Regions from separate parts of the Mus musculus genome. Here region 1 is linked to region 2. Evidence: chromatin contacts called from ENCODE POLR2A ChIA-PET data. All regions are on one chromosome and are shown on one strand. The core of a region is the stretch at or near the end of the contact, and the rest is flanking DNA. Distances in the headings are between cores, read along the strand shown.

Region 1 (3,626 bases), core at 394-2,893, 150 kb after region 2:
GCTTTCTGTTTCCTGCCGTGATATCTGGCTGGTTCACGACTTAATAAACAAAAATCACCACACACAGCTCCTTGTCTACAATCATAACCAGAATATACCTGTTCTTTACAACTTAGCATCTATAATAGTAGAGGCAGAAAGTGGATTCAGATAAAGCTTAAATGTCTTATTCCAAAACCCTCACTTTTAATAGCTATGCTGTGGTGTGCTCAGAACTGCATAGTTTGAACATTTATCAAGCAGGGCACAGTGTTTCCATCCGGGGGCCTGGCCTTGCAGATGATGGTTAAGGTCTCTAGATCTTACTTCCACTCCCTGCTGCCTCACCAGGTGGCAACCCACTTCCGTTGCTGCCACAAAGATAGCTTCTTGGTACACAGGACCTTTGCCAAAGCAGAGCAGACGAGTTTGTAAAACTCTCTCTCTCTCTCTTTTTTTTTTTTTTTTTTTTTTGGTTTTTCAAGACAGGGTTTCTCTGTATAGCCCTGGCTGTCCCGGAACTCACTTATTAGACCAGGCTGGCCTCCAACTCCCGAGTGCTAGGCGTGCACCACCACTCCCCGCTGAGTTTGTAAAACTCTTAAGTATTTGCCATAGCAGAACAGAAGTAAAATGCCATTACACACATTCCTCCAAGAGGCTTTCTGTCCGTTGTCACTATATGAGTTCTCTGTTCTTCTGAGGCACACATCTGGTTACAGAGCACTCTTCATTATGCCAAATCTCTTGTTATTAAGGATAGAGGAATGCTGTGAAAGGAAAAGAGGCAAAAAAAAAGGGGGGGGGGGCTAAGATTGGGTTAGAGGTCAGCGTGACGTTGAGGTTTGTTCCACAGACAACAGTTTAAAAGGCAGTTCTTTACTTGTACTCCCTGCTAATTTCGCTTTCTGCTTTCCTGAGAGAATTAGAACACTCAACCTCACCAGAAGGGGGCTAAAAAAACCCTGAGCTCGGGGAAGCCGGGACTTCCCAGCCCACTCCGCAGGAGGGCGGGGCAAACACCCGGCGGCCAATCCCCGCATCCGCAGGTCGCGGTGTCCCCGCCCACTCTGCCCAGGCCCCGCCCTTCCCCGGGGCTGCTGCTGCTGCTGCAGCTGCTGCAGCCGGGACGTCAGCATCTCCGAGACCCCTGGGTGGCGGCTGCGCAGTAGGCGGGCCGTGGTCCAGGCCGCGCGGTCGGGAGGGGCGGAGCGAGCGGCGGGAGCGAGCGGCAGGAGCGCGCGCCGGGCCCGCCTCGGCCGCCGCCGCCGCCGCCGCCGCCGGGAGATGATCTGGGCGGCCGCGGGCGGCCCAGGCTAGCGGCCCCTGCCCGTGCTGCGGCGGGCCAGGGCAGCGAAGGTCGCGGGTGGGGGGTCGTCCTCCTCCCCGCCTCCGGGAGGGGCGAGAGGGAGCCGGGGCTGATGTCAGGGACGGCGGGCGGAGGCGCCCGAGGGCTGCGGGTCCAGGGGCTCGGCTGCCGGCGGCAGGGCGACTGAGGGTTCGGGAACGCCGCCCGGGTCCGCGTCCCCGTCCGCGCCGGCGCGGCCAAACAGGTGTCTCGGGCGGCGGGCGAGCGGCCACCCTCGCGCTCTCCGCGGCCCGGCGTGTCCGGCCCGAGGCGCCCGGGGCGGGCCAGCGCCGAGCGGTCCTGCCCGCCGCCCCGCCCCGGGCCTCCGCGCGCCCGGCGCCCGCCAGCTGTGTGCACTCAGGTGCGGGCACCTTCCGGCCGCAACAGTCCCGAGTGCCCGCCGCCGTTGGACCGTCAGCTTTGTCTGGAGCTGGTCGGTTATGGTTGGAACTTTCCCTGCCCTTCGTTGACTGAGTGAACCAGCCAGGTGTGTTGGGGGCTTGCTACGCGCAGGATTTAAAAAAAAAATGTTTTTTGTTTTTTCTTTTTCCTTTGGTAACAAAGTGTGATGGCTTTCCTAGATGTTGGCTAGTTAAACAAAGTGCTTTGACTTTAGATAGATACTCTTCTAAATTAACTAATTTAAGAGTGAGGATCGGGGATTAATGCTTTTGAGCTCTGTCCACACTTCTTACTAGTGGCGTGGGACTTAGAATATTCTAAGATCCCTTACTTCCTGGAAAAAAAATTTTTTTTTTCCAATCTAGATCTTTGTATTCACGGTATTTCCTTTTAGTACATACTGTCAAAAGATGTATTCTGAGTTAAAAAGTTACAAAGTTAGAACTTCAGTGCTTCAGACTGAGTAGGCAACGCGGAAGGGACAGAAGTTTGGTAATTTGCAGGAAGTTGAGGATAGACCACAGATAGCTCAGCCTGGTGCCAAGAAAAAAATGCTGTGCACACTACAAGTTGTTTGATTCTGGTGGAAGTTTGGATTTGGAAGTGGAAACTTGAGTTTTTAGAAGGTATTTATAAACGGTACAATTTTCCAGTTCCTTATCAGATAAATGTCAGACGAGCCTTGTGCACACGATATTGTGTGCTCTAAGCATTGTATAGCATTTCTGCCAGCTGTAGTATATATTTTTGTCCAGTTTAAATGAATATAAGGTTTGAAGTTACCAAACAGTTAACTCTTTTCACCATATGTTCAGTAAAACTGACTTAGGAAGGCAAGTATGACTCACTGAAAAGTCAGCATTAGTGGACAACTAACTTTAGTGTTTCAGATTTTCTTGAAATTTATGTTTTCCTCTATCTTTTTACTCAGGACTCAGCAGTTTACAAATGCTTTGTGGTCATTTCCCACTTAAACTCCCTCTCCCTACATTGTGCTCTTAAAAAAAAAATCAGCCTACAGTTGTGGATAACTTTAATATCAAGCAGTTTAAAAGTACATATAATGAGTTAATGTTTGGCTAATTGTATTCAAAAGTATGTGCTGTATATTGCTTGTGTGTTGATTTTGCTGAAATGAAAATTGTGTTATTCAGCTTAACTATAAACTCATGATAATATAAAGTCAAATCTTTGGTGAAAGTAGTGGTTGGAATTTTGTTGCAATTTATTTATGAATCAAATGTGAATTGAAATTGTTACCTTAATGCTCCTGTTTACCTATTACATTCAAAAGTTGGCTTTTCGGTACAGATATTTTAAAAGGACTTTGAGATTTTAACAACTAGCTTGAAATAAAAGAAAGATACATGTTTTTAATTACCAAATCTGGTGGGACTAAGGTCTTTTTAAAAATTAAAAATTTAAATTAACATGCCAAGTGGTGAGATTCATATATACGTTGGTCATTATACTTTGGTTTTATTCGCTTAAAGAAAACAAGACTTGCTGCATAAAATGTGAAGTTGGCCTTTTATCTTTCAATCCAATAAGAAACAAATGATAAAGTGTACTTAATTTTTTGCATATAATTGAAATGTCACTCCCCACCTGGTGTTGGGGGTGGGGCGGTGTAAGTCACTCAGCTGCAACTGTTTTTTTTTTTTTTTTTCCTGTTAGGTGTGAAACAGGAAGCTGTTCTTTATGAATCAGGGAGTCCCATTTGAAGGTGGAGACACCAAACAGAAACTTAAAACAAATTATCTTGCACCTGCAGTATGAAGTGTAGTAAGGGCCTGGGGAGGCAGTATTAAAGAGACTCTGGATTTGGAAATCTGACTGTTTTTACAATGAAAGCTGTCTGCTGAAGCACATCTTGACTATGGATGAATTGAAATAT
Region 2 (3,171 bases), core at 366-2,865:
GGGAAAGGGAAGTGGGCTAACAAAGCGCTCTGAAAATCAATTATGATCACCGAGAACCATTTACCTAGGTCTTAAGGCTCTTTAATGAACTGTCTGGTATGCAAAACATATGCCAGGCACTACATTGAAGTGTAAAGAAAAGTTTAAAATTCTTTCCTTCAGCAGGAGTAAGGAAATTCAAACTCCTTTGTAATCGGACTCAGAGGCCCTCTTGTACCATATTTTCCTCACTGTTGTCTGTAAATTTCCTCCTTTCCTGGTTAACTTCTGCAGCAGTACTGGCCAGTGAGCCATATGTGAAATTTTAATATACTAATAAAGCTCATTAAGAAGACAAGAGAAAACATTAAAACTAATTTTAAACATACCTTAACATGACACACCCTAAATACGACAACCAATACAATATAATCAAAATTAATTATATTTACACTACTTTTCCTAAATTATTAAAACCGGGCTGGAGGGATACTTTAGTGGTTAGAGGCTGCAATCAAACATCAAAACATCAAGCGTTCGGTTTTCATAATCATCGAAATCGACACATTACACTCTTACCACATCTCAGTTCAGACTAGCCAGCATTTCTAGGGGTCAGTCTATGAAAGAGCACAGGCTCCCCGCTGGACAGCGCCGCTTTCGTACACTGAACTGATAGTTCTAAACTCCACTGGATCACCTTAAGACCTCAATAATCAACCCGTGGCCTTGTGCAAGTCTTACTTCAAATGAATATTATAGTACTGACATCAATCAACGAAGAGTTAGCTGTTAAAACCCGTAGGCCACAGGCAACGAAAAATCAAACTCGCCCGTGTATTTTAAAAGTTATCTTATCTGAAACTAGACCTGTGAAATAGCTATCCATAATTAAGAAAAAAAAAAAAAAAAAAAAAAAAGCACGCCAATTCCTTTGCCTTTTCCCGTACTTGGTTGCCTGTCTCCTTAAACAGATTTTTCCCGGCGTGGCTGCGAGTATGGAACTGGAGTGGAGGAAGGGCCTGAGCAGCGAGGTGAGTGAGTGCTCAGAAATCCGGATCCAGACAGACCCAGAGACACTCGCTCTAGAGCTTGGTAGAGCCTCTGTCCTGCTGGAGAGCGAGACCCCTACACTAGCCTGGGGCTCCCAATTACAGCTGGTCTTGTGCAAGCGTCCACCTAGTCCCAGGCAAAACCTTCGGATGGCTGAAATTTCCCAGATCTAGACGTCATACAGTAAAAAAAAATATTTATGGTGTCTAAATGAAGGCCACCTTCGCCTTCTGTCTGGAGCGGCCCTGCCTCCGCGCTGCACTTCGCTCACATGAAAGCTTTCCTGGCAGCTCCGTCCTAGGTGCGCAACAATCGCCCCGCGCCCGCCCCGCCCTGCCTCGCGCTGCACCGCAGCATCGGTCTGGCGCCGGACCCGAGCGCTCCGCATCCGAACTCCCGGGACATGTGCCCGCGCGGACAGCACATCCTCCGGCCTCCCAGGCGAGCAGAGCGCTCCGCGCTGAGCACCCGGCTCCCGCTTACCTGAGCACTAGCGGCCAGGGCCAGAGAAGGTGGAGCAGAGGCAGCGCAGTGACAAGACCGGTTGGAGGCCGCTTCCCACCTTAGAGTCGCCGGGCTTCTGTAACGCGTGCGGGAAGTTTCATCATGTGGCTGGGACCCAACCCGTGCGCAGGGGCGTGGCCCGCAGTGCTGACGAGCGACGCCAGGCGGGGCGGAGGCCAAGGCAAACGTGCATCCTGGGGCCGAGAGCCAGGAGGTGTTCTGCTTCTGTTCCTTAAGGTGCTGTGACACTGCAGGCAGGATAAGCCCAGAGGTCGGGCCGCCAGGTCCAGTGTCCCATCAGCAATAGATCTCCTACTCCTTAATTGTAGTCTTCAGTACTTCCTAACAGAGTGTCTGATATATAGATGTGGATACATAAGTAACATAGGAATACCTAGAAGGACACCACACACAGACACACACACACACAAATAACTACTACTACTGAGCAGCTAAGAAGAACCCCAGGTAATCTCCCTGCAGAGATTAAAAGCACTCTTGAACCAATAGTGCCTACAAATTCATTGTACAATAAAAAGAAATGTTTGTCCTAAGAAACTGTTGTGCCAAGGTTAACTTCTTCACAAAGTCTCCATCAAGTTGATAACATTAAGTTCAAATAGATCAGTGGACCTTGAACATACGGACAAATCCTCTTCCAGAGAGCTGTAGACAGCAGACCAATCCTCTTCCAGAGAGCTGTAGACAGCGGACCAATCCTCTTTCAGAGAGCTGTAGGCAGCGGTCCAAACCTGCACAGCACTGTGGAGATGGAAGCAGGAAGATCAAGAGTCAAGGTCATCCTCTTAAGTAGGGAGTTTGAGGACACAGGGACACACACACACACACACACATGCATGCACGGACACACGCACACCTATATATAAAGATTCTTTTTCAGTACCTCAAAAAAAAAAAAAAAAAAAAAGACCTTCCTCAGCTTGACTAAAAGATTGGTAGTATGCTCTTAGTATTCCCTCGGATAGGGAAAATACACCATGATTTAAAACACACACATACACAATTTTACTGCATTCTTTAATGAATTTATAGTTACTAAACATCAGCACCCAGTAGATTGAGAAACAATGAAACTGTGCTGTGAAATAAACTAAGATCAGATTTTAGGCAGCACTTAGAAAGCCTCTGATCTTGTTGTTCCACAAGGGATGTACTGCACTTGTTTGACCTTGAGAATATCAAATTTTTAAAAAGTCCTTTAAGCTCCTTTAAATACAAATTAAATCTTTTCTTCTCAATAGTTGTTGGAGGGTGAACCCATCTTCTAACTTTTTAACTTATCTTAAGCATATAATCACATAGGGATAGCTAGCCTTTGTTACCTTTAAACTCTTTGTGGCTGCAAAGGGCTTCTTTGAGTTTAATAGTATCTTGAAACAAAGGTACATTGTTTTGTTTTTGACCCATTTACATTTCTAAGGTTAGCTCTTGAAGAATAGCATAGGACGTCCCCACCCAGCCCTTTGGAACAACAGTGAGTTAATTTATCAGCTTGCCCACCTTCTTCACTCAAAATGTTGCAGTCCCAAGCTAGGTGGACTTACCTAGGTCAGAAATTCACCTAGGTCAGGAACACAGAATGGAGACCCCTTTTCCTGGAACTCAGGGATCTGC

The links. ChIA-PET counts read pairs that join two places held with the same protein, here RNA polymerase II (POLR2A).
Region 1: POLR2A ChIA-PET joins it to region 2 with 30 read pairs in embryonic stem cell. The contact joins the promoter of C1galt1 here to the promoter of Asns in region 2. POLR2A ChIA-PET finds 5 or more read pairs at or near these places in 4 of 5 experiments (Patski and embryonic stem cell).

Annotation. Positions count from the first base shown.
Region 1 is chr6:7,843,581-7,847,206 of GRCm38, forward strand. It overlaps C1galt1 (core 1 synthase, glycoprotein-N-acetylgalactosamine 3-beta-galactosyltransferase, 1), which reads left to right and starts at 1,644. Exons shown (of 4, transcript NM_052993.3): 1 at 1,644-1,814.
Region 2 is chr6:7,691,594-7,694,764 of GRCm38, forward strand. Asns (asparagine synthetase) reads right to left here and starts at 1,616. Exons shown (of 12, transcript NM_012055.4): 1 at 1,516-1,616.